Linked DNA regions of Mus musculus: region 1 is linked to region 2. A link is a loop called in an ENCODE intact Hi-C map of the cell type or tissue named here. Cell type or tissue: left cerebral cortex. All regions are shown on one strand. Each heading gives the region's core, and the rest is flanking DNA. Links, peaks and the distances in the headings are about the cores only.

The links. Hi-C counts contacts between places; a loop is a spot of excess contacts. Peaks named below come from ENCODE experiments on the same cell type or tissue, not always from the same donor. Only the 100,000 strongest peaks of a DNase experiment are listed, where the experiment ranks them.
Region 1: it touches region 2 in a loop (7-fold over the local background); 4 of 42 quality-filtered maps call a loop at or near these places.

Annotation. Positions count from the first base shown.
Region 1 is chr12:78,094,137-78,105,979 of GRCm38, forward strand. No RefSeq gene overlaps it. Among named protein-coding and RNA genes, the nearest start is that of Gm6657, 97 kb to the right of the region's middle. In left cerebral cortex, for the core only: a CTCF peak has its summit at 3,743 (motif pointing left); DNase peaks (open chromatin) are centred at 216, 3,507, 3,729, 4,808 and 1 more place; H3K27ac peaks cover 522 bases.
Region 2 is chr12:78,217,558-78,234,048 of GRCm38, forward strand. Gphn (gephyrin) reads left to right here and starts at 9,098. Exons shown (of 23, transcript NM_145965.2): 1 at 9,098-9,284. The coding sequence starts at 9,221. In left cerebral cortex, for the core only: a CTCF peak has its summit at 8,450; DNase peaks (open chromatin) are centred at 8,714, 9,118, 9,801 and 10,226; H3K4me3 peaks cover 3,171 bases; H3K27ac peaks cover 2,234 bases.

The DNA.
Region 1 (11,843 bases), core at 13-8,012, 130 kb before region 2:
CACCAACAACCTCCCAGAGAGTCTCCCAGTTTGTCCACTTGTGTTCTTTCCTTCTAAATAGCGTTTCTAACATGTGTGCTCAACAAGCCTCAGGATCAGCCTTTAGCAGAGAGAGGGAAAGATGGAAAGTTCATTTATGCCACTATTTCCAGAGAGAATTTATAGCTGCTCTTGCAGAGCTGCGAGAGATGCTACTCATTTGCCACCTGCTATAATAATAGTAGCTGACACATATAGTACTTACTATATGCCAGGCTCTATAGACCGCTTTCGTATTTTAACTTATTTTTAAACCCACAGCAACCAATGAGGCAGGTGCTATTATTATTCCTCTTTTAAAGATCAGACAGTGAGATTTTTATGTCATTTTCCCAAGGTTACCAAACTAGAGGACTACTGAGCCAAGGTTTTGATCTAGTCTGCACCAGAAATGCTGATCCTTAACACGTATTTCTGTTAGTCTTTCATTAACTATTTGTACCCACACCTGTCTTTCCAACCACAACACTAAGGGTCATCACTTTTCTCAGGTCCCTCGTTTCACCCCTTCCCATAGCTGGTTTGAAGTTTAACTATGACTGTCAGCTGTTCGTGGCTTAGTGACCATGTCTTGAGTCCTTCCTGGGAGGGAAAACATGATAAAATAGAAACAAATATATTTTGGAGGTTTCTTGGATGAGAGTCTATGAATCCGTGAATAGATGTGGAGAGATGGTTCCATGGGTAAAAGCCCTGTTGTGCAAGTGTGAGGACCCGAGTTCAAATCCCTGGAACTCACATAAAGCTGGGTACAGTAGCAGGTGTCTGTAATACAGTGAGATGGGAGGTAGAGGCAGGGGAACTCCAAGTTTTTGAGCCAGCTACCTTGTTGTAAGCAGCACCCACACAATAGGAAACTGTTTCAATCAAGGTGGAATTGTGAGGGCCAAAATCTATGGCCTTCTCACACCAGTTCCTCGTAAGGTATTTAAAATGGGTTTTCTCATGGGAAACCTTTAAAACAGTCATTTCACACACATTAAATTAAAACTGATTGCCAATGAAGGTTTCAGGGGGGAGGTATCAGACTTGAAAGATTCATCACAATGTTATCCTAATAGAACTGTGTTACATGGAACTCTTTATAACGTGTCCTCTTAAAAATAACTCTTGAGGTCACACACCCTGCCTGATATTATTCATATTCATACTGTACAAAATCACCGAGCACAGTAATAGACATCTATTAGTTCTTTCAAACCTCCGGGGAATGATTTGCCCAAGTTTCCCAGAATGCATTAATTTCTCCAACTCCTTCAGCATCCCCTCCTAAGCCTCTGGCCCCTGTAGTTCTCTTTGTTCATCTTTCTCTGGGCCATTGCATCATCTACACCATGGAGTTAGCATGTGATACCATATTTGCCAGCAGGTGCTGCCATTTGCCATGGGATTTGCTTACTTTTAAAATTCCCCAAATCTGAGGCTCCAGATTGTAGGAAATAGTACAGTGTCTAATTTGTCAACTTGGCAGGTTTGAAACGCTATAAAATCAGTTCCTTACAATGAATAACACTTCTAATGTGCTGCACAGTTTTAATGAGCAGGGCTCTATTGCTCTGCTAAGACAACAGGGGATCACATTACAAAAACAACCAGCAAGAAAGTGCGTTTGAAGAAGGGTAGGAAAACTTGCTTTGTACCCATAAGACCAGTGGGAGCAATATGTTCAAAAAAGATAAGAGTTTCTCACTGGCAGGGAAGTAGGATCCTGTCAGGATCTTCCATATCTGTCCTTTCTCTCCATTTCCACATCAAGGTCATCCCGCTGTCCCTCATATAAAAATCATTCTAGGCTGGGGAGAGGGCTACAAAGCATTTACTTCACAGACCCCCCAGAACTCAGAAAGAGAGCCAGGTGCACTGGTGCATGCCTGTAATCCTGAGGGCTGCTATACTGGAATCGGAGAGAGCTGGGTATCTGTAGATTTGCAAGCTGGCTGGCAAGCTAGCCTGGCCTAGCTGACAAAATGCCAGGCCACCAATAAACTGTCACCTGAGGATGGACACCAAAGATTTTTCTCTGATTTTTACATGTATTCACTGTTCTCTCTCTCTCTCTCTCTCTCTCTCTCTCTCTCTCTCTCTCTCTCTCTCTGTCACACACACACACACACACACACACACACACATTGTGAAAGGAAAATCTTGGGCCAGCATTATGATTCAATGGATGAGACCGATGTTTCATCTCAAGACCCCACCATAGAAGCAGATAACTCACTCTCAACAGCTGTCCTCAGATATCCACGTGTGTGCTACAACACATTTGGACACACACACATACAATAATAGTAAATGTGCCTTTTAATTTTAAAGAAAAAAATCCTTTTTAGAATCTTATGCCCCTTCCACCTTCCCACTAGGATATCTAAACTATCATGAACATTCTAGAACAATCCTCCTGGAATGAAAATAAAGCCTTTAATGCTGTCCAGGTGCCACAACCAGTGCAGCCCTCTTGCATCATGGCACACCAGACCCTATAGACCAGTCTCAAGTTACTTGTTTTAACCTTAATTTTTACTATTTCCAGATTCTTCACTTTGGTAGTATAAGGGATTTTGTTTACCCCTGTAGATTAAACTCCTTCCTATATAGTATCTTTGTGCTTGCACATACTCCTAAAATTCCCTCCTCTTAACCCCTCTGGTCAAAGGTATTGCCATGTTAATTTCCCAGGAGTAATTAGATTCATGGAACATTGCTGGTTAACATAATCCCGTTTCCTAGTATCCCTGGCAACATCTGAAATATAGGACAGACATGCTAGAACAAGACAGTATTAATGAAATACACAGCCATATAACACTTATATTGAACACCACATGCATAGCAGCATAGAGATAATTCCTGGAAGACCTTGCTCAGCACAAGCCCTTCAGCCTTTTTTTTTTTTTTTTTTTTGCATTCTCAGCGGGAAAGTAGTTTGAAAACAATCTTGCACCTTCTCAGGAGTTGTCTTGACTACATGAATAGAATCTCAAAGGTTCCCAGGAAAATCCTCTGGTGCATTGAAAGAACCTTTCTTCTCTGTCAGATCAATCCTACAGTGACTAAGTTTATTGCCTTCCTGGAAGTCACAGGCTACCCAGTGTACCAAGAGCACTGGAAGCAAAGTACAGAGATTGATGCATCCAACGGTATCACCAGTGGGAGGGCTGCCATCATGCTATTCCCCTGCTCTATAGTTTGGCCAGACTGAGTTGCCAGGTCCAGTTAGTTCTCCAGAGGCCTCTCTGCCCACACAATCAGCCAGATTCTATCTCCTCTATGCTACCTCCCTGGTTTACTGAGTTTGATGACATATATTCTTGGGATCCAAAATCAAGACTTACATTCAAGTTCTAACTTAGCTACTTTCAAGCTGAGATATTTAAACCTCTGTTATGCCACAAGTGAATGGAAATGAAAATCTCTACACAGCCAAGAAACGAGAGCTTAAAGAGAGTAATGTGAAGCACACTGGCAACTTCAAAGTGGCATATGCAAGTAAAATGTCACATATTTCTGCACGCAGTCAACAGTAGTCACACACACACACACACACACACACACACACATGGAGTTCATTCTTCCAGTGTATGAACAAACCTGAAACCCTAAGAGAAAGAAGACCCTCACCAACCTCAGCTCACTTCCTTAGCATCATCAAGCTACAGAATAAGAGCAGTTCTCAGGCTCTAGCTGAATGCCATCTGGTGGACATAAAGCTCTGTGAGAGGAGACTATTGCAGATACAAGTGGCTTCTAAGATCCCAGCCCGGCAGTGTTGTCGGTACACAAGGCAGGCTTTAGTTTTAGGAGGATACAAAGTGTGGCCACAAGGCAGGCTTTAGTTTTAGGAGGATACAAAGTGTGGCCACAAGGCAGGCTTTAGTTTTAGGAGGATACAATGTGTGGCCACCTGGAAGGTACAACACAGAGACTCTCAAGAAAGATCCTAGATGGTGTTGATGCTATCCCCACCCCCATCACACCCACATTTTCTTCATTAGAATTTTTTTCAAGCATCAGAGGTTTCTTTAATCTTCAAACATCTTTTATTAAAACTAAAAGGCTTGTGGCAAACAAGCCCTCAGATCTCTCATCTCGTAGCTTTAGCTAAGGTTTTCTGGAGGTAAATAGAGAATAATTTCTTTGGGGATAGAAATCAGGGAGGGCAGGGAATCTTTGGACAGTCTTGACAGGAGGAGACTGGTTGAGCCCAGGACAAACTCCATAGGCACTTCCACTTTGCTTTTATCCAGACCTTGTGAATAAGAAGCTGTTTAGCTGACTTTTTGTTTTGTTTTGAGACAAGGTCCCCTTCTGTAGCCCAGATTGGCCTGGAGCTTAATATGTAACCTAGGCTAGCCTACAACTCACGATTTAAACCAAGACGGTCCTGAACTTTTGATTCTCCTGCCTCAGTTTCCCAAGTATTAGCATTATTGGTGTGTGTTGCCAAGCCCAGGTTGTGAATAGAAAGAACTGTATCCTGAAACTTACAATGAGCTTGAATGGCCGATAAAGCCCATAATTTAAGCGAAAGCGGCAGGCATGCGTATATTTTACATTTTATATATATCTCTGAGGCCATCTCAGCACACACGAGGCAGGGAGTCAGGGGGCGGATAAGAGGGGACTGCTTCGTGGTTTGAGTCCAAAGCAGATGGGGCTTCCTGCCAATAGCCCTGGCTTGCAGCACAGAATTGGAGGCCTGCCTCTTCGGAAGTGTGGCAGAGCCCTGCTTCACTGTGTCTGTTCCTCTTCAACACACTTCCTTCTCCATCTACAGTATTTAGAAATATGAGAGACGACGCTGGGAAGAACACAAAGGCTTTTGCAAACTGTCTCTGGCTTCATTTTCAAAGCTGTCGCTATCAGGATTGGATTTAGCAACTTGGCATTCGCTGGGCAGGACCACCCCTGTTGGCAGCCATCTGGAGTGTCTTGGAGGATTTTTAAAGAGGCATCGCTTGGAGAACATTTTGTAGTGGAAAAGTGTTGGTGTTTAATCCAGGGAGCTTGGGTCTGAGCTCAGTACTAGCAGTTACTAAGTGACTTGGGAGACACGCTAGCATCCCTTGGACCTGCTTCTTTACCAGTTATGTGATCTGGTAATTCCTTAAGGCTTAATAGTAAGATTTAAAAATCTAGGCAGACTCCCGAAGTGTTATCGCTGGGCAGCAGTATCAGGTTACCTGGAAACATAATTAGGAATATACACTTTCACTCCCCACCCACACCTCTCATGAGTTAGAAATTCTGGAAGGTAAAGTGCTCCAATGTGCATTTAAGAAACCCTCCAGCTAATTTTGGTCAAGTTTGAAACCCACTGATATTTCCTTGTGCTGCTTCCTCTGAGTATCTGAGACACGATGAATAGCAATAGGTCAAAAGTGTTCTAGGGACCAACTTGAAAAAGCCAGTAGGAAGCCAACGTGAGTCAAATCAGAGTGTGGACTGGGGTCCAGAGCACGAGAAGTCTGTGTCACTTCCCAAAGCCTTTCATAGCCAACGTTCCAAGACTACAAATGGGCGTCTTCGTGATCTGGTACTCACTGATGTCCACATCAGAAGTGAGGAAAACAAAAGTGTCTTTTGCTGATAATGCCAACATATCTTGACCATTTTTGTCTCGACTCCCCATAGATGTCCGTCATTAACCATCTTCACTGTAGCTTTTTGTTTTTCTCTACCTTTTCTGACAACTCTTCATTTTCTCTAAGTTATCAGGGACAACCTGCAAGTGTGGCGTTGAGTTCCACATGGGAACCATGGTTTCCTAGCAACAGCCAGAGCCTGCTGGGCCATTCTGTGAGTCACCAGCTTGGGGCAGCTCTTGATAAGCAGCATGGCTTACAGAGGATCCTTTGTGGGCACCACACTGGAGTCTGCCAGGCCATGTGTCCTTCACAGGACGACAGTGTCCATAGAGAAACAGGTCACAGATAGGACACAGAGAATGACAAGAGAGTTCTCTCCATTCCAGGCTGAATGGATCTTGCTTTTGACTACTCTTTGGGGGAGTGTTGAGGAAAGATGGGAGGAATCACAGAGGGATGGAGGGGCTCATTTTTCAACATCCATCCCCTGGGCACCCACAGTAGATCTTTAACTAGATATTGGAGCTGCAAATGTAGAGACAGGTCCTTGCCCTCAGGAAGTGTAGATTTTAATGGGGAAAAGAGACTGGTAAATTAAATCTACTGATAGATGAGATGCATACCATATAGGAGAAATGATTCATATGTTATTAATATTGATTCCATGACACAGTGTAATTTCCAGACCTCATGAATTGTAATAAGCCTGCTTCCAATTTTATAATTTTTTCTGTTTCACTAAAAAAAAAAAAAATCATCCTCATAATGGGTATTTCCAAGTGATTTAAGTCACACACAGCATGGCTCTTACAATGGATTTGATCTAATATCTGTGACCATATTAGCATTTAGTTCTCTTGTAAAAAAATTTTTTTAATTTACTTACAGGGGTTAGCTTGACTGCCACCGCATGAGCAGATTTGCAGGATGGGGTTCCCCCTTTTCACCACGTGAATCCAGGGAGTAACCTCAGTTGTCAGGCTTGGCAGCAAAGTGGCTTTGGCCATCTCTTAGCTAGCATTTACTTCTCAATGCTTTATATTTAGTTTTTCTTTTCTTTCTTGGTTTTTCAAACTGTCTCTGACTTCATTTTCAAAGCTGTTATCAGTGTGTGTGTGTGTGTGTGTGTGTGTGTGCATGTGTGCCATTGTACACATGTGGAAGCTAGAGAACAATTTACCAGAGTCTGTTTTCACCTCCCACCACGCAGGTTCTGGGGAGTCCAACTCAGGTCACCAGGCTTGGCACCGCGTGCTTTTGCCCTCTGAGCCATCTCCATAGTCTTTGACTCTTTTTTTTAATGATGAGATTTTTCTCTAGTTTTTGTCCTTTATTGATCTTTTTGAAATGGGACCTTGGTGAATTTATCAGTTCCCCTCTTCTTTTAAACATATTGATCTCTGTTTTGTGTTTATTGATTCTTCTCTCTTGCTTTCCTAAAGTTATATTTTTTTATGCCCTCTTGAGTGGGAGCCATCACAGACTCCATCTACTCTCGTGTTTCTTGTGGAGCAACAGAAGCACTCACAGTTGTGGATATCTGCTGTCATGTGTCTTAATGAGAACTATGGCTGAATGTCCTTATTTACTCTTGTTGGCTTGATCTATCTAAGGGATTAATTAAGGTCACCTCTACTGATACTGAATTTCTCTTTATAGTTGCAAAATAATTGAATTCTACATTATGAATTGCACCTGTTGGCAATAAGAGAGGAAGGGAGGGTGGGCGGTCTGGTGGAAGGGAGGAGGCAAATGAAACTCTTTGCATCTTGTTTGTTTGTTTGTTTTTGTTTTTCGAGACAAGGTTTCTCTGTGTTGCCCTGGCTGTCCTGGAACTCACTCTGTAGACCAGGCTGGCCTTGAACTCAGAAATCAGCCTGCCTCTGCCTCCCAAGTGCTAGGATTAAAGGCATGCGCCACCACAGCCCAGCCTTGCATCCTGTTTAATGCTCTGCACCTTGAATTCTATGCCATCATCCGATATTAATTTTGTTGCGCGTGTGGTCTCCTTCCCCCATCTTACATAGAAACATGCTTTGTTTTTGACCCAATGCACGTGTTCCTGAATCTCTTCTTCCCTCCTACTAATACCTTGTTCTCCTCTGGCCAGTTTTACATCTGAGAGCGCCCCCCACAGACTGAATCAGCTAGCTTCCCACTGAATTTAGCTGTGGAAGAAACCCTTTTTCCTTCCCACCTGTGTTGCAGTCCCTCCTCGGCTCCAGCTTCTGATGTATCACCCTGTCATGGTGCCTGCTTCTGTCCTGCTACCCTAGTAACTCTCCCTTCTCCCCATGTCCTTCTAGGCAGGTAGAAGCTTAAAGAAGTTACAGTACCCAGGCTTCCTCCTGCCTTCTGCTTAGTTTCTCTCGTCATCTGGCTCACGTAGTCAGTTTTCTACATTAAAACCCCCTTTGATTTAAATACAAAGTGGCATTTTCCTAAATGAACTTTGATACACTCATTTTTAATTTTTTTTTTCATATAAAAATTCAATCTTGGAAATGTAAATGAGGAAAATACCTAATAAAAATATTTTAAAAATTCAATCTACTCACTTCTGCAGCCAAGGCTATGAGTTGACTGCCTCGACATTCGTTCCAACTCTGTACTTCTTTCTAGTGTCAAGGTTACAAAGCCCCAAACTAAACTCATAAAACAGGCCAGGGAGGCTTTGTGGTGCAGTAACACCTAAGTAAACTCTACCGGGAGTTTCTAGAAACTTTTCTGTTGTTTGCTGTTTGTTTGTTTGTTTATTTGTTTGTTTTTCAAAATATGGAATTACTCTTTCCTCCTGCAGTCTTTCTGATTTGTTTGGACGCTGGGATTGGTGCCTTAAAGCTTCAGCATCCATTCTGAGACTGAGGAAAAGACAATGAGGAACATGGCGGGCCAGATCCTGACATCCCTGAGACACTGAACCAGTGCCAACAACCCCCCAGACTCCCGTTACATAAAGAAAAGAACATGTTTACGTCTTTAAACAATGACTGGTATGTTTTTATATTATTCTCTATGGAATGCAATTCCTAGCTCATAATTGGCATTTGGAGTTGGTCAGCTCTTTATTGTGTGGAGGCAGGAGTGCAATTTGTAGTATATTCAGAATCTCTGGGCCCAGCTGCTAAGTACCAATAGCACTATTCAACTACTGAGCAAATCAAACTGTTGCTAAGTACTTTTTAACGGGATTGAGTTTTGTCCACTCTACAAACAAAACACAGGCACAGCCTGTGCAAAAAAAAAAAAAAAAAAAAATTCAGAATAGTTTTATGGAGTTCCTGCAAATATAACTCCAGAAACCCATCTGTCAAATTTCCAGCAGAACTCTTGTTATAAAAACATAAGGTAGGATATTTATTCCACGTTGGGTGTATGTGAAAGGTTTTAAATAAAAAACAGTAACAATATAAACACACAGATGCTTGTTCTTCAGGATTCATGAATGTTAGCATTCTAGGAGATTTAGATTTTAGTCAAGGAGGCAAAATGTTATGGGGAATGAAACGCCATGCTGCAATCCACAGCCCAAAGGCTTCCGAGGCGATGGCTATTACGGATCCGTACATCTCTATTTCACTCTCATTCCTCACTGTATTAGCTGCCTATATAGATCCATGCAGTTTGCATAAATGCCTGTATGGCTTTGAGAGCTGCTGAACACATGATATACATCTGAAAATTTGTGGATCTCTTCCTGAGGTTGATTCACAAATGTAATTCATTAGTTGTAACTAACACACACACACACACACACACACACACACACACACACACACACGCACACACACACACACCAGTCAATTGTGTGCTTCACTATTGACTCTTTGCCTTTCTTTTGAGGACAATGTAAGTTGTTTCTTACTTTCTGCTATTGCAACCACTGCCAGGGTATATTTGCAATTGCCTTTTGGGTATACAGTAGCAGAAAGTCTCAACTTGGTCTGTTATTACTGAATTTCTCATAGTATTAGTCTAATTTTAAATCCTACCAATAGACTGAGTTCCTATTTCCCTAGTCATTAATCCTTTGGTAACGTCACACACACTGATTGATCTTCAACTATCATGTTGGTAGATACAGACTGGTATATCTTAGTTTCTCATTTTCTGATTACCAATTAGATTGAGATTTTTTCTTCTTTTCTTTCTTATTCTATTTTCACGTTTGCCATCTCCCTTATCTTCAAATTGTCTCTAAAGTATATCTTTGTTTCATCTTTCTGTAAGAAACTTTTATTGCTCACATAGGATTCATTCATGGTACGTAAACTTTATAATGTTAGCAGAAATTATTTGAACAGTAATACTTTTATGGGTTTATTCTTTGAAAAATCTTCTATAGTGCTCTGGCTTATTCCAATTAATATGGGTTTGGTTTGGTTTTGGTTTTAACTTCTGTTATCAGGCTTCAAGGAATCCCCCCACCCCCCACACACACCTCTGAAAGAGCAAACTTATATGACTTCTTTAATTTCTGAGGATAGATGTCTCCTGTATCTCAGGCAGTCAGAAATGACTTTCAACCTCAAAACCTCCTGTTCACACCTCCAAAGTACTGGAATTTCAGGGGTGTGCCACCCTGCCCAGTTCATGTAGTGTTGGGCGTTGAACTCAATCAAGGACTCTTGCATGCTAAGCTAGCACCCTACCAACTGAGCTACATCTCCAGGTCCCAAATAAATTCTCCAGTAACAGTGTTTTACTTTCTCTTCTGCTTATCTTCTGGCACTTAGTGTGGTGAAAAGGCAGTGAGATGAGACACTTATGTGCTCCGCTTTCCAGATAATGTTTTGTTTACTTCTTGGCTTTGCCTGAGTGTAGGAGGAAAAGTGGATTGGGCTCAGTGTGGGAGTCAACTCTAGTTTTACTTGATAGCTAGTAGGTATCAGAGTTTATGAAACTTAAGACCTTTTTCCCATATTTCTTGTTTTGTTTTGGATTTTTGTTGTTGTTTTTGTTTATTTGTTTCTTTGTTTGTTACCTTCTCTGTGACTGTTTTCCCTTTTGGGGGCTGTTATTAAACTGGTATAGATATGTTGAATTTATTCTCCAAGTGTCTTTCTTTCACATATATATGATCTTGTTAGCATATTTTTCTGTGTTCTGGGACAATTTTCAACCTCGCCCTCTAATTCACCAATGTAATTTGCTTTAGGATTCAATTTTCTCTGTGTAGCCTTTATTTAAAATTTTAATTTAAGGATTATATTTTTGTTCTTATGGCAATATTTCCCACCCTCGGAATATTCTATTTTCATAAATTGAATGTCCTCGCTAATCTTGTATTGAAGTATTAAAAAAAATTAGTAAATCTCCTGTTTTTCTTTTTGTGTACTTTGAATAAGTTCATATCAGAAGTTATAACCTCTGACTTCCTTTTTTAATTATTCAAATATTTTAAAAATATATTTCCAGGCTTATTGATCTTTCCTATTTACCAATCCTTCTTTCTTTGTAGGCCTTATTACTTTTATTTTGTGTGTATGGGTATTTTGCCTACATGTATACACACCATACATACACCTGGTACCTACAAAGGTCAGAAGAGGACATTGCCTCCCCTGGAACTAAAGTTATGGATGGTTGTGAACCACTATGTGGGTACTAGAAACTGAGTCGAGGTCCTCTAAAAGAGCAACAAGTGCTCTAAACTGCGGGCTATCTCCCGACCTATCATTGTACCTTTGTTTTTCTATTTTTTATTAAAAAACAAAACAAAACAAAACAAAACAAAACAAAACAAAACTTGCACATTATACTTTGATCATGCGTTTCCTCTTACCCATCAGCTCCCAGATTCTCTCCACTTTCTGTCTCTCTCCTTTAAAAACAAACAACAAATAACCAAAACCCTAACATACATTGTACATGCACATGCGCGTGCGCAGACACAGACACACGCACACACACACACACACACACAGACACACACACAGACACTGACACACACACACACACACAATCCCACAACAAAACAGAAATAAAAATATACAAACAAAAGAAAAATAAGACACAAAAATGCCCAGACAAAGCAATTTGAGGCACAAAGACTATAAAATAAAATTGATTTCATTTTGTATTGGTCATCTAATCCTGGCCACGGACCTTGCCCTGAAGTGTGTTTAATATACTCAGCAACATTCTTTTGGGAAAAAAACTACATTTTTCCTTTGCAAGGAGGTGTCAGGTGCAAATGGCTTCTTGGGTAAGGGT
Region 2 (16,491 bases), core at 3,762-11,761:
ATGATAAATTTCCACAGCCTAGGCAACTAAAGCATTTCACAAATACCTAAAATTGAAGATAACTGAAAAAGGGCTGCAGAAACTCCCTACTGTACATACTTCAAAGCCAGTACATTCTACCCAACTGTCATCTTAAAACATGCTTATGAGAGCCACTCTACAAACCTGGAGGAGGTGAGCATACTAGTAGATATATAATAACATGGGTACAATAAAATTGAAAAGCAAGAAAACATGACACCACTGCAAAAACATAACAGCTATGCAAAGAATAATTCCAAGAAAATGAAAAATTTATGAATTGCCTTAGAGCGAATTGAAAACAATGACCATATGAAAACTCTGAGGGATACAAGAGAATATAAACAGGTAGGTTAATAAAATCAGAAAAACAATTCTTACCCAAATAAATTCACAGAGGCACCATAAAATAGAACCAAGTAGAAACATTAGAGCTGAAGAACTCAATGAATGAATTTCATATACATTTAACTGGGATGATCACTAGCAAACAAAATCAAGAATTTCTAAATGTTAAGTTCTAATGTCTTTTGAAATAATCCAAAAACAATGGATGATAAAACAGTAAATAAAGCCTATATTTAAGGGATATAATTAAGCAATCAAATCTTTATTTTATGGAAATTCTACAGGGAGAAAAGAAAGTCAAATGCACAGAAGACGTTAAATAAATAATAACTGAGAGATTCCCAGGTCATGGGGGAGGCATGGTCATCTATATTCTTTTTTTGTTGTTTTGTTTCATTTATACTCTTTTTTTTTAACACTCCAGATTTTGTTTCTCTCCCAGTCCACCCTCCAACTGTTCCACAACCCATACCTCTTTACTGCCCCGTCTCCATGAGGATGTCCCCACCTCCCACCTCCACCCCACCAGACCTCTAAACTCCCTGGGGCCTCCAGTCTCTAGAGGGATATCCATATTCTTGAAGCTCAAAAAACCTCCCAGCTCTTCTCTGATGAACACTATAACAAAAATTTCAACAGTCAAGGAAGAATTCTGAAAGAGGAATGACACATAAAGTTACATATAAAGAAGTCCCTATGAGAATATTAGCAGATTTCTCAGGTGATACCTTGCAGGCTAGAAGAGAACAGAAAAGAAAAAAATAAAGCCAGCTAAGAATATTATGCCCTGAAAAGTTATCTTTCAGTTTTTTCATTTTTAATGAATATATTCTCAAGCAAAGGCTAAGCTACTAGCCTAGCATTAAAAAAATTGAAGGTGCTTCAACAAGAAATAAAAGTACTTTATTAACATAAACACATCTGAAAGTATAGATTTCACTAATGTATATAAACTCACAATCAAAGCACAGTAACATATTACTCTGAGAGTAGAATATAACCTTTGAAATACCTAGTGAAAGTTATCAATGATAATTATATCGAGAAAGCCATTAAGGAACACAAAGTATATAGATCTAAATTAAGGCCATAAAGTTATAAACACCTAGGTGTGACACCTAAGTATTTGTCTTTTAAAATAATTTATGTATATGACTTTGCTAGCCTGTATGTATCATGTATGTGCCTGGTACATGATTAGATGAAGGACATCAGACCCTCTGAGACAGGAGTTACAGAGAGTTATAAGCAACCACATGGACACTGGGAACTAAATCTGATCCTTCGCAAGAACAAGAGTATCTTAGATAAGTGGGAGGGGTTGGCTTTGTTTTCTAAATAGACATTTCTGAGTGTTATTTTAAAAAGTTAAGAGGGGGGCGGGAGAAATGACTCAGTGGTTGAGACCATGACACTGAAAGTTATAGCTGGGCAATTAGTCAAGAGAAAAACACCGAAACCAAAACCAAAACCAAAAGAATATTCAAACAGGAAAGCCATCAGTCCAGCTTTCCCTGTTAGCAAATATTATGATTTTACACACAGAAATCTCTGAAGACACAGTTCCCCAAATCTGTCACCAGTAATTTAGTTAAGTCACAGGATATAAAACAACATATAAAATCAGTTTCTTTATTCTTTTTAAAAGTTTGATTTACTTTTATAGTGACCGTGCCCAAACCCTGATATTTGCTTATGCTAGGCAAAAACTTTAATGTTGACATAGTTTCACCACTACCCATTTGAAAGTACACAATATAGTGTTTGTAAATACTAAAAATGAGCTATCTGAAAAGGAAATTAAGAAGACAATCCTGGGGCTGAAGAGATGGCTCTATGGTTAAGAGTATTTGCTATTCTTGTAGAGGTTCCCAGGTTTGGTTTCCAGACAATTCACAATGACTTGACATTCCAGTTCCAGGGGGATCTTTTGGCCTGCAGGGGCACTGCACAATATGGTACACATACAGACAAATAGGCCCCACATACATATAAATAAGAAATAGATAAAAAGTTTAAAATGTTAAAAAGAAAACAATTAAAAAAGAAAACAATTCCATTTATAAATAGCTACAAAAATACTCAGAAATAAATGTAACCAAAAAGATTATTTTCACTGATAATTATAAAACATCGATTTGGTTGGAAAATTTAAAATATTGTTAAATATCTCTGTTACCCAAAGAGATCTAAGGATTAAATCCAACTTCTATCAAAGTATCAATGATATTTATTCTTTGCATTAGAAAAAGTAAAAAACTAAAATTTGGAATCATGAACGACCCCAAATCACCAAATCCCAAAAAGAATAAAGCTGAAGGTATCACACGATATGACTTCAAAATACTACAAATCTGTAGTAACCAAATCAGCATGATGCTGACATAAAAATAGCCACACAGACTAGCAGAACAGAAGAGAGAGCCCAAAAGTAAATTTATCCATCCACAGGCACTTCACTGGTTTCCCTTCCCTCCTCCCCTCTCAGTCTGTCCCACTTCCCAATGCACCACACCTCCATTTCTTCAGAAAAGGGCAGACCTCCCATGGACATCAATCAAACAATGGCTATCAAGTTGCAGTAAGACTGAAGCCATCTCACTTCTGATAATGTGGTTGAGGACCTATGTTGCTTCAGAAAGTGATGTTGGGGGTTGGGGAAGGCTGGTGATGGCACAGTAGGTAGAAGTGTCTGCTGCCAAGCCTAAGGACCTGAGTTGATCCCCGGGACCCATACAGTGAAAGGAGAATAAAATTCAATTCCTGATATAGTCCTTTGATCTCCACACATACATACTGTGGCATACACACACACACACACACACACACACACACACACACACAAAGACACACACAGACACACACATACAGACACACACACAGACACACACATACACACACACATACATACACACACACACACACACACACACAAATAAAAATAATGCAGACAAATGAAATGCTATGCATTTGAAAAAAATCATTTAAAAATGTTAGGCCTGAACTATGCAACTACTAAATAGGAAAAAGGATAGAGGAAACATTTTACAACAGTATACTAGGCAAGGACTCTTGGATAATACCTCAAAAGCACAGGCAATAAAACTAAAACTTAAAAAGACAAATAGAATAGCATCAAAGTCAAAAGCAAAACAAACACCAGAGGGAAGAAAAAACTATAGCGTGGGAGAAATATGTGAAGACTGTACATCTGACAAGAGATTAAATATCCAGATGATGTAAGAAACTCAATAGTAAAGCCAAGAATCCAGTTAGAAACCTGACAAAAGAACTTGAAGGTATGACCGGGCGTGGTGGCGCACACCTTTAATCCCAGCACTTGGGAGGCAGAGGCAGGTGGATTTTTGAGTTCGAGGCCAGCCTTGTCTACAAAGTGAGCTCCAGGACAGCCAGAGCTACACAGAGAAACCCTGTCTCGAAAAACCAAAAAAAAAAAAAAAAAAGGTATGAAAATGGGCAACAGATATGTAAGGCAAAGAAATGAAAATTAAATAATACAGTGTATCTCACCTAAACAGAGAAGACACAAGTGCTGGTGGACATATGAAGGGAGATGATTACTGGACCTACTATGGGGTTCCTCAGAACAGGAAGATTAGCACTGGTGAGATGGCTCAGCAGGTTAGAGTGCTTCTTGCTAAGACTGAGGACTTGTGTTTTATCCTTGGAATTCATAAAATGGAAGACAATTCTCCCACGTTGTCCTCCCATCATCCTCCCTCTTGCAACAAATAGATATGGATACATGCATACACAGGGGTGGTGGTGGTTGTGGATGGAGAACAAATGTTAAAAACCCCAACAAAACCAGAAAGATTAAAAGAGGACATGAAATTAGTATATTGATGAGACATCTGCACTTCCATGTTTATTCCATAACTAGTCACAATAGCTAAGAGAATCAAGCTAGGTGTCTAGGGACAGATGGATGAAGATGTACAATGCATGTGCAATAAAATATTTAGTGATAAAAAGAAAATTATGTAAAATGAAGTGTTAGACATAGAAAGAAAAATTCCACATGATCTCATTCATATATGCAATCTGAAAGTGTTCTAGAATAATGGTTACCACAGAATGGTGAGGGGACATGGAGGAGATGGAGAGAGTAGAATAAACAGATACAAAGTTATATTTGGATGAGAAGAAAAAAGCTTGTTACCCAGTTGTACATCACAGTGACTATAACACTAATGTATATTTAAACATACTTGTAAAAGTAGATTTAGAATGCTCTTAGCACAAAGAAATGGTAACTGATTGAAGTGACAGACATGCTAATTTCTCTAACTTTATCATTATGCAATTATATATTAGCAATAAAATCAACATCAAATAACTTAATATTAGTTTTTTATTTAACAAAACTTTCACTTCTCATATCTAGCAGTAATTCCTTTTTAAAAAAATCATTCTACAAATTAAGAAAAAAATTTGGTACTTTCTTTACAATTCAGAACCTTTTTTGTTGTCATCCCAGGTTTCCTTTTTATCAAATAAGAAACTATGTAAGTAAGTTATGATTTTCTACATTTGTAAATTTTCAGTATAGACCTGAGAAATTATCTCCTATCTATGAGAGAATATGTAGGTGGTGGTATATATTGGAACCCTCAGGAAAAAGTGGAGAAAGCTGGGGGTGTGATAAACAGTCTTGATTGCCAAGTTGGTGAGATTTAGAATCACCATGAAAACAAAGCCCCAAGGCAGGTGTTTGAAGAATTTTCTGTATTAGGATAATTGAGGAGGTAGACCCATTGTAACTTGGTAGTATCATTCCCTGGGTTGGGGTCCTGGACTGAAAAAGGAGTCAGCTAGCTGAGTACCACCATTATCACCCTGTTTCCTGAAGATGCAATGTAACCTGCTGCCACAAGGTCCTAATATTATTATTTCCCGGCCACGATGAACAACTACCATCAAAGAAGCCCAAATATATACCTTGTAAGTTGCTTTTGTCTGTAATTTTGTTTCTGCAATAATAAAAGAAGCTAATTTAGGAGTTTAGGAATAAGAGTGGACCTAAAGAGTTTCCAGAGGAAATGTTAGGAATATGAAGTCTTAAGATTTCATGGATTACTACATTTTACTAAATATTAGTACTAAGATTACTGAAAAATAATGAAATTATTAGTCAGTTGTAGATGCTTGTTTTACTGCCAAGTTGATTTTGGATTTCTAGCCTCATGAGATATAAATGTGTAGTTTTAGCCCAGAGTTTATGGTACTTAGTTATGATGATCCTAGGACAGTGATGCAATCTGAAGTTCATCTTTTTTTTGTTGTTTTTTTTTGTTTTTGTTTTTGTTTTTTTCCGAGACAGGCTTTCTCTGTATAACCCTGGCTATCCTGGAACTATCATTGTAGACCAGGGTGGCCTTGAATTCAGAAATCTGCCTGCCTCTTGAAGTTCATCTTGATGATTTAGCTTTCTTTGAGGAAATTATTGGCTAAAATCAAAGCTTCACTTTCTACCCAACTTCTTACTTGCAGTAAAATACATACAATGTCCACCATTTTATCCACTGAAAAGTACACTATTTGGTGGTATTAAGTATATTTGAAAGGGTACTTAAACACATCCTTAATGGAGTGGGTTTTAGTTCTGGACATTAGCCAGTCAGACCTGTGAACTAAGCCTTAGTGGTATAATCCATTCTGAAAGTGTCTAGAGCTGAGTATTTTCTTGCCCCAGCAAAGCCCAGTAAGATTTTGTCTTATTTATATTAAAATTCTGATAAAGGAAAAGCAGAAGTTAGTAAAGTGTAAATACACTACCTGTAGAAAAAAATCTTAAATTTGATTTTTTCTGATGAACATATTTCACCTTCATAATGAAACTATGTTTACCTTTTATTTTGTTTTAGATGGTAAACTTTTATTTTTAATTATTAAATCCAAATAAACACAATAAACTCCTGGCCAACTCCAATTCGTCACAAATAAACAAAACTTTTTCCTCTAAGATAAAGTGCTAATGTTTGAAACTGCTACTTTACTTCTAGTATCCAGAAAAGTTTCCTTGATACTCAATTTTAGAATGACTTTTGAGATTTTTCTATAGTGTAATAGTGCCATATACTGTAATATGGCAATTCCACTATTGATTCTAAAACTCCCAATGTATACTAGAAATTTTACAGTCTCAAATCTTATATAGACTTTCCTTATTAGTTCTCACTGTACTCATTAGTAACACCAGAGAGCTCTTTTACTTTTTCACTGTTGGGCGAATTTTACAGCTTCTCTTTGGCATAGCTGAATTGCTACTACTAAGCACTTGGTACTGGGACAACTGCCCTGATGACCAAGATAATGTTCAGTGACTAAGGGATGGCTGCTTCGGTTCGGTGTGCTGAACAGGGGAATGATTCTCAGTGCAGGCAGGACCAAATGGGATTACATGTGATTGTATTACACTAAGAATGGTGTGCATGCAAAACTTTGGAATGATTTACCTTGAGGAACTTTAACTTTCTTTATCCTTCAGAATACCACATGTATACAATGGAATATTATCATATATATACTTTCTAACTTGAAGTTTCTATTTAATATTTTTGGACCATGGATAATATGGAAATGGAAGTCACAGAAAGGAAAATTGTGGGAACTGGGGACAGTAAAGTTTTTCTTGTATACATTTTAATTGTTATAGCTTATGGAATCTGGGAGAGGAATATATGTATTGAATAACTGGAAAACAAGCATCTACAACTGACTAATAATTTCATTATTTTTCAGTAATCTTAGTACTAATATTTAGTAAAATGTAGTAATCCATGAAATCTTAAGACTTCATAGTCCCCCTACACAACTACCTTTTAATGAATTAATCAGAGACTTAGTTCAGTGGTAGAATTCTTGCTTAGTGTGTGTGAGGCTCAAAGTTCACGCCACAGTACAGAAAAGAAAATGAATTTCACCATTACTACTATTATAGATGCAGAAAGTCCTGTGTTCTGTTATTGATTTGTGAAAGTGCTAGTTATTTTCCCATAAAAAATTATAAACTATTCTAAGTTGGAGGGCATGCCCATTTAATCTATTAACCTTTAAAGTTTGAAGGAACCTGTTAGTGGGCAGGTTTAGAAGTTCTAAATACTAAGAAACTTTCCCAATCATATAGAATTTGCATGTACCACATAGACTATAATAGACTTGAAAGCTTATGATGTAATCAACAATTTTTATTTCATCTTTAGTTTGAGATAAGTGACACATTTGGGCATACTTTCTCAGCAATCTCCCTCTTTTTGAGACCAGTTAGAACTTGTTTTGCCACTAGGATCTTTGGTAGTAATTATGGGAGGTGAGTTCATGATCTGGCTTACAAATTTAATCCACTGCCAGAAATACTAGTATACATATCTTCAAAAACGAATTATTTTATCCTTTCTCAACTCCACCCATCATTTCCTTTGTCCTCTTATATAAAGGCACAATGTGAATCTTTAGTGAATAGAATGAGTAATGCTATGTTCTTACTGGAACAATACAAACCGCACATAACCATATAATTGAGATTTTAGACTAAGAGCAGATTATTAAACAGTTTTGATACTTTTTTTGTTGTTGTTTTGCTTTTAGGTTTTACTATGGTGAACAAATGAGAAAACATACACACACTTAAGCCAGAAAAGGATATTTAGCAAACCTACACAAAATAGAGGTGGCTAATAACACTTTATGAAAGACACAGAACTAAATGACCACATTTTCAGAGTAATTCCATATTCCAGAAACACTGAAACTTAAATGTCACAGCATCTAGGGGACGACAGAGAGAGAGAGAGAGAGAGAGAGAGAGAGAGAGAGAGAGAGAGAGAGAGGAATCTCCACTCCACGTGCCCTGCTGCAGACACATAAGCTCCGTCTACGACGTCTGTGGTAGGCTGTCACCGAGCGGGGCCAAAGCGAAGTCAGAGGGAGCATTGACTGCAGGTCACAGCTGGGGCGGCACAGGGTAACCTATCTCTGCCCGAGAGGGGACTCTCGTCACAGCGGCCACCGTTCTGCCACCCATGCCGCTTCCTTAAGCCACCTCTAGGTTCTCCGGTGCCTTCAGAGGAGGTGAGCCCACCTCGCTGCCGCACCTGGTCCGGAGTGGCTCCATCGCGGGCAGAGCCGGCCGGCCTGAGGCGGCGGAAAACTGACGAGGCTGCCGGCTCGGCGGGGGATTGCTTCTGTCTGGGGCCCGCCGAGGCTGCGTTCGTGCCTCGCGCGCACCCGCACCGCGTCCGCCCAGCCAATCCCGCGCTACTCGCGCGCCCAGGAACGTTCCTTGGGTCCCACTCTAGGCTGGGCCGGCTCCTTCCCGCTCCCGGCACTCCGCAGCCAAGCTCGCACTCCTCCCCTCACTCTCCACGAGTTGCACGCCTCGGGGTGTAGCTCCGCCCCTGTCCCCGAGTCCGCCCCCGCAACCTCCAGAGCGTGTGCTCCCTTTTCCCCCTCTCAGTCTCTTGCCATCCAGGCGTCTTGGGTCTCACTCCGCAGAGCCTCTGGGTCTCGCCGGCCTTGCCCCGCCGCCTCCGCGCTCTGTCTTCCGCGAGGCCGCCGCTACTCCCACCCCGGGATCGCTTCCTCCCGGCCGGACTCGGGGTCGCGCGGCCCGACTCCGCCCCCTCCGCGGACCCGCGCGCTCCTGGCGCGGCCTCTCCCCCCCACCCCACGCAGGCCACCGGGCGCTCGGCCCCCTCCTTCCCGCTCGCCTCGCGCTCCCCGGGCGCCCTCGCTCTCGCGCTCTCCAAGGCAAGCGCGCTCCCGGCCGGCGCGCTCCGGGCTCCGGCTTCTCCTGGCTCCTGTCAGTGCGGTGACTGCGCTGGGAAACATGGCGACCGAGGGAATGATCCTCACCAACCACGACCATCAAATCCGTGTCGGAGTCCTCACAGGTAACGGGGGGAGGAGGTCCGGGGGAGCCGCAACGGCTACTATCCGCGACTTGCTGGAGGTTTCTCGCCCGCGGTGGTGCTTCCCTGCGGCCTCGGGAAGAGGGCAGGCTGAGGAGGGGGACCGGGGGGTGTATTTTACAACCGCTGAGAGCTGCTGAGGATTCGGGTGTTCCCGTGTGCTCCCCGGGGGAGCTGGGGCAGGCACGGTGGGGTGTCAGGCCCCGGAGCCCTAGCAGCCAAAGTCTCTGGCCCCCGGGGACCGAGGGGCCGGTGCGGCGGGCGCTGCGGGGCTCCGCGCTGCCGGTGCGGGCGGCGGGATTCCTGCTCCGCAGTCTGAAGCACGCTGCTCGGGGTTGGCCGGGCGCCTCCTCCACTAAAGCTCTTCCGAGAGGGGGGAATCCCATCTCCACCCCCTTTTCTCCCCTCCCCCCCCACCCGGCGGCCCCATGGCACCTGCCTGACAGGACTCGGGGTTCGGCAGGCGAACTCTGCTCCGCCTCTGCTGCCCCTTCGCCGGCCGGCTGTCCCCTCTGCAGACGACGGGACACTCCTCACCTCCCCCGGGAGCCGGGTGCTAGGCTCTAGTCCGGACCCCGGAAAGTGCCTTCCTTCTGCCTTTCCTAGCACAGGGCCCTCCCTCTCTGTCTGCCTCTTCTCCTCCGCGAGGACCGGCTGCTTCCCGTGGCCGGGAGAGCCAGCCTTTTTTTTTTTTTTTTTTCCCTTGAGAAGGAAGGATTTCCCTCTGTCGGGTTCTTTTCTCCCCCTCCCTTTTGGGACACCCCCCCCCTCCCATTCTCACTCCCCGGTGGATGGTCCTGAGGCTGGTGAGGAGCGCACTTTTCCCGGGTCGCGTTTCCCTCCCTCGCGGAAGTCGTGTGTGCTCTGCATGTCTGATTCCGTTGCGTTGTATTTGGGTGATATCCCTGAGTTTGGAGATAGACAGTTGCTGCAGGGCACGACTTCCAAGATGAATTGCAAACCTATTTGTAGGGGTTTCGGCTGAGGTTCTGTAGTTGGCATGGTTCAAGTGTAATTGAACGGAGAAGCGGGGGTTAAAGAATTTATATTTGGAGTCTGAGGCTTACTGTGGAGTAAAGGAAATCCAAGACTTAGTGATGTGGTTTCAGAAAAAGAAGCTATGTAGAAGGGAATCCTAGTGTCTTCCCTATTTCATTTAAATTTTTTTTCTTGTAGAATTCTGACAGGTTGAGATGATGCCCGGGAAGGAACTAAATTGAATGAAACTTGCTTTCATTATAAAGTAGAAACAAATCTTTGATTCTGCCAGTAGATACCGACTACAGTGTTTAATTTAGCTGCTGACTTTTATGAAAAGAGGATACCCCTGCTTTTGTTTCCCATTTTTAGTAACTGGGCTTCCTTTCCATGATGCATATTTGCAGATGTTAGTAGCATTTTATTGAATTTTTCCGAATCAACGCCTCTGGAGTAAAGAAACTGATCTAAATCAGTTGCAGGGAAGGACACCCCCCCCCAATCAGAATATGCAGATGGAGTGCATCTTTCCCTGCAGCAACTGTTTCCTTGTATGAAAACTCAGTTGTAGCTTACAATTCCTAGATTTGATCGTGTTGATTTTTTAAAAGAATCTGACAGTGTGGTGTAAGTGTTCACACCCTTTACCACCGTTAACTTTTAATTTTGGCCATGTTTTTTGAAAATTAATAGATAAGTGAAAGTGAAATTTTATAGAAACAAAAATATGTCAGCTGTCTGTAGAAATCGAAAGGCCCTAGATGTTTAAAATTTAAGCTGAATGGTTTGTTTTTGAAGAGCATGCTTTGTTGACTCTTACCCTGTATTTTTACTTAGTTAATTATTTTATTTTGGTCAATTGACAGCAATAGGTGTTTCACACAGTGGTTCTGAAGATACAGCTCTTGTCTATGCTCTGATAGGGATAACACTGATAAGTGATCAGTTGAAAAATGTATCATTACTATATAAAAGTTGTCTAAATATATTGCCTGTGAATTTTGGGCATAGATGCTAAGGGGATTCTGTGTTCAAATTGATTAACAGAAAATGTGATTACCTGAAAGAAAAATTTAGTATGTTTAATAGGGTCAAGAAGAAACTGGCAGTTTAAAGGGGAGTTGAAAGTCAGTTGCAGCAACCTTATAAATAAATATGTGATTGAAGATGAGGCTCTTGAGCAGAATAAAAATGCAGCATAAAGGCCTTGAAAAGCCCAGGTGAAGAGGTAGGTGGCATAATGTCAGGGAGAGAAGATAAGGTTGGCAGTGGAGTTAAAGACAGTTTAGAGGAGCTGCTTCAGGAGAATGAAGTACAGCAGGCTGGGAGGAAAAGTCAGCCATACCGGTGGTGGTGTAGCCGCAGATTTAGATGAAATGGTAACAGGACAATAGAGTTTGATGATAGAATGGATATTTGAAATCAGAAGTAACTCTAGGGATTTTTCTTGAAGAATTACTGGTATAAATACAATATTGTCTACTATGATAGAACCTAAAAGCATGGGGAAGAATCAGAAGAAATAGCACTAACTTCCAATCTGTGAGTAGTTGATTTTATTACAAACAGCTTAATTCAATGAATTGACATTCCATGTGATCTTGAACAGTGGGAAAAACAATGCTCTGAAAGTGAAGCTATGTCATTCAAGTTCTGGGATTTTTAGAACAGTTTTTCTTTAAATGATTTTTTCTGAATTTTAGAGTAAATTAAAAGGCTACTCCCCCCCCCCCCCCCAGAAAAGGCTACTCTTGAAACTTGATTCTTTCTTGAAACTTGATTCTTTCAAGTTATATTCTCTCTCTCTCTCTCTCTCTCTCTCTCTCTCTCTCTCTCTCTCTCTCTCTCTCTCTCTCTCTCTCTCCTCTAGACAAGGGTATGTAGTTCAAGTTAGCTTTGAACTCTATCCTGCCATCTCACTCCTTATCTCAAGTACTGGATTACAGGTGTGCCAACATATCCAGCTAGTTTATAACCTTCTTTCTATTTTTATTTTCCTTTTTGTTTGTTTGTTATTGTATTGTATTGTTTTGTTTTTTCCCCAACACAGGGCTTCTCTGTGTAGCCCTGACTGTCCTGGAACTCCAGCTGTACACTAGGCTGGCCTTGAACTCAGAGACCAGCCTGTTCTGCCTCCTGAGCACTGTGATCAAAGGTGTGCACCACCATGGCCCTGACAGTTTGTAGCTTTCTTAAAGGTAGAAGGAATGATTTAAGAAAATGCCCTGGTGCTGCTGGACATGATGGTAAATGTCCATAACCTCAGCTCTGGTCAGACTGAGGTCAAAGAAGGATCTCTGTTTCAAGACTGGAGTGGGGAAAAAAGTTTCCTAGCATGTTTCACGGTAGTAATTTTAAGTGTTTTGTCTAGAAGTAGTGAGTAGTGGAATTTGGTCTATCCCTATAAACACTTTACAGTGTGTCTGAACAATACTGCATTGTTACTTCTAAAGTTCTTAATTGACTTCTTTATGACATTGTTGCCAGTTGAAAGATAGTATTTGTTCTCTGAAACCCTCCATTCCCTCAGTGTTTTTCTGATCTTCATTTCAGTTATGAATTTAACAAATATAGTAAATCTGTGCAGCTTATTATATGAATTAACTTTTTTGGAATTTTAAAAGAAAGGGAAATGTTTAGCAGTGGCATTTTTTTTTTTTTTGGCCTATTTTGATTCATTTTAGGATTTAAAACTCAGCCTGTGATAAAGTACTGTTATTTTAGTAATACTGCTTTTTTATCAAGAAAATAAGAATTTATATACAGGATACACATAAAACTAAATTGTACATCTTCTAATTATATTTGTGTGCATGTGGTGTAATGGAGCATGTGTGGAGGTCAGAACTTTCAAAAGCCAGTTCTCTGTTACTACCATGTGAATCTTGGTCATCAAATTCAGGTTGCCAGGCTTCTCAGAAGCAACTTTCCCAACAAAGCCCTCTCAAGCCCTACATTGAAGCATTTTATGTTGAAGATTATGTACCTCTAAGAATAAATATGTTACTTGTCATTATTTGGTGTATATTTGTAGGAAAGGAAAATTATATAGTTTTTGGTGACCTAAGTCTAGTATTTTAGTAATGTTTCCTTTTCTAATGTCCTCTAATTATGTTACTATTTATAGCAGAGACTAGTGATAATTTGATAATGATTAATGTAAGACAGATAAACAAATACCTGCTACCACGAAACTAGAGAAATCTCTATAGCAATATTGCCAGGGAAATAATGAATGCATGCAACAGTGGAGCTCATGTTCCAGTGTGGATTCTGTATCTTAGTAGGTAACACCAATAATATTTGGTACCAAGGTACTTAAAAGAAGATGATGATTCATTACCTAAATTTTGACTAAGAGTTGTTAGTACATGTTAGAAAAAGATGAATGCTTTTTATTTTGTGAACAAATTTTCTTCTTTTAATTTGAAGTTTTTATGATGGAACCTTTCTGTATGACCTAGGTTGATCTTGAACTTAGGATCTCTTGCCTCTGCACTGGAGTGTTATAACTATAGATGTGTACCACCACACATGACTAGGATAAAACATTTTTTCCTCTAATAATTATATACTTATATATTAAATTGTAGATTCAAAATTATTAAGAGATGTTTGAACAAACATGAGTAGCAGTAGGAGCTAGATAAAAGCTAGAACATAAAGATACAGTTACATGAACATTTAGTATTTCAGTCATTCAGAGATAGTTGTTTAGAATATCAAGCAAAGCACTGAGCTGTCAGCTGAGGAGATGCTACCCTTTAACTCTGGGCTTGTCCAAACTTTTTTTTTTTCAAAGTCATACAATACTATTCCTCCTACCCCCTTCTTTCTTTCTGTTCTGTAGATTGAACTCCGGATTTTTGCAATCTAGGCAAGCGCTTCCACTGAGCTGCACTCCCAGATGTAATTTTTCTGAAAGCCCTTTGGCTGTTAATGATATGTAAATACATCTTTATTTTAAGAATAATGTCACCATTGAAAATAAAACCTAAGTTCTATGTAAGGAATTGTATGTTATAGCAATTTTACCTTTTTGGGGAGTGGACTTAGAGTTAAAAGAAGTGTACTTCTTAACTATGATGTTTCATGGATTCATAGATGTAAGCAATATATTACAGAAAAAGAGTGATTTATGCATTACAGAAAAAAGCTGTTAGCTTTGCACTACCTAACCACGGATAAATGTGAACTTCTGATCCTCCTGCTTCCACCTTCTCAGTGATGGGATTGCAGTCATGTGTTACTATGCCCAACTTTATGAAGTACTAGGATTAAACCCAGGGCTTTGTTCATGCTAGGCAAGCATTCTATCAATTAAGCCTCATCCCAGCTTCCAATTTAACTTCTAATCAACTTAATACTAACATACTTGCCAAAGACTGTAAGTTATTAGTTGATATATAACAAGTTTCAACTATATTAAAAACACATATGAGGACTGGAGAAATAGCTGCTGATTGGTTAAGAACCCTGGCTACTTTTGTTGGAGGACCTGGCTTTGCTTCCCAGCAGTCAAATCAAAGTTCACCCTGTCTGAAACTCTGTCTTCCTTGAGCACTGAGCATGCATGTGGTAAATGTACATCCACGCAGGCAAAACACTGATACATACAAAATGAAAATAAATTAAAAATGTGAGTACATGCCTTCAGAGAATGTAGAAGAGAATCAACAGCCTGATACTTGGAAGAAGTGATGAATAAGAGTCTATTTTTACTCTTGCTAGTGATAGATTGCTGAATAAGTTGAACAGGGTACTTTTTTGGAAGTCAGTTAAGTAGATAAAATATATGCTTTGCTTCTGTAAATAGAATTGAAGAACAATGAAGTATATTTGGAATTTGAGGTGTTAAAAAAAGGAATCTTAGAAAAAGAAAGCAGAGCAATCCACAAAGTTTTCTTCCTTTGAACCTGGGCTGAGGGAAAAAAAAAAAAAAAAAAAAAAAAAAAAAAACTAAGAAAGAAGAAAATATTATCTGGTGAAATGTATACAAATTAAGGCATTTTTTTGAGTGATCTTGAAAAGTAAAATTTAATATTGTGAAACAGTGATTCTTTCCACATTGTTTAATGAATTAATAAGCCAATTTGTATTTAATTGATTAAATAGAACTTTTTGAAAATTTCATAATTTAACTCCACTAACTTTCACAGTAGCTTACCAGTATTTATATGTACTAAAAGAGAAGAATTAAATCTATTATACTTAAGAAAATTGCTACTTTGAAAAAGGAGTTAGAAAAGGAGATGCAAAAATATATTACCATAGTATTGGGGTAGATGGCATTGTGTCAAGGGATAATCTGACTCTTAAAGAGTCTAAGTTGTGGGGACAAACAATATTTTTGCAGTGTCAATTAAAATAAACATAGGTAAATCAGGCATAGAGTATGGAGTTTATGTGTGCTTTTAAAATAAAATCAGAAATGTCAAAGAAATTTAAAGAGAACATTTGATTCCCAGTCTATTTTAAAGAATATTTTTATTTGTGTATATGTGTATGTGTGTGCCTCCTTGCCTGTGTGTGTACTGTGTATATTTAGTTGCTTAGGGAGGGCAGAAGTGGGCTTTGGACCCATTGGAGCTGAAGTTATAGGCAGTTGTCAGCTATCTGATATGGGTGCTGACCACTGAACCCTGGATCCTCTGAAAGAACTGCAAGTGTTTTTACTACTGACCCATCTTTTCCAGCTCCTTTCTATTCTGAGATTTTAAACTCTTTTCTGCTATTAGGATACTCTGATAAAAATTTAAAGAGCATGGTGTTGTAAAATGTTGGAAGTCCCATATCTATCTATCTATCTATCTATCTATCTATCTATCTATCTATCCATCCATCCATCCATCCATATATATGTGTGTGTATAATAACATTCATAAGAACTAATTAATTTATTCACATTACAGCCTAATCTCTGCCTCCCTCCTTCCGAGTCTACCCTCACACAGTCCCTCTCCCCCTCCCCCTCCCCCTCCCCTTCTCCTCTGACAGGAGGGAGGTCTCCCTGGGTATCACCCTACCCTGGCACATCAAGTCTCTACTGGTGTAGGCACATCCTCTCCCACTGAGTCCAGACAAGCTGACTTACAGGAATGGGATCCATGGGCAAGCAACAGATTTAGGAACAACCCCCTGTTCCAGGGGACCAGCATGAAGACTGAGCTGTACATCTATATATGTGTGGGGTGCAAGGGGTGGGGAGCAC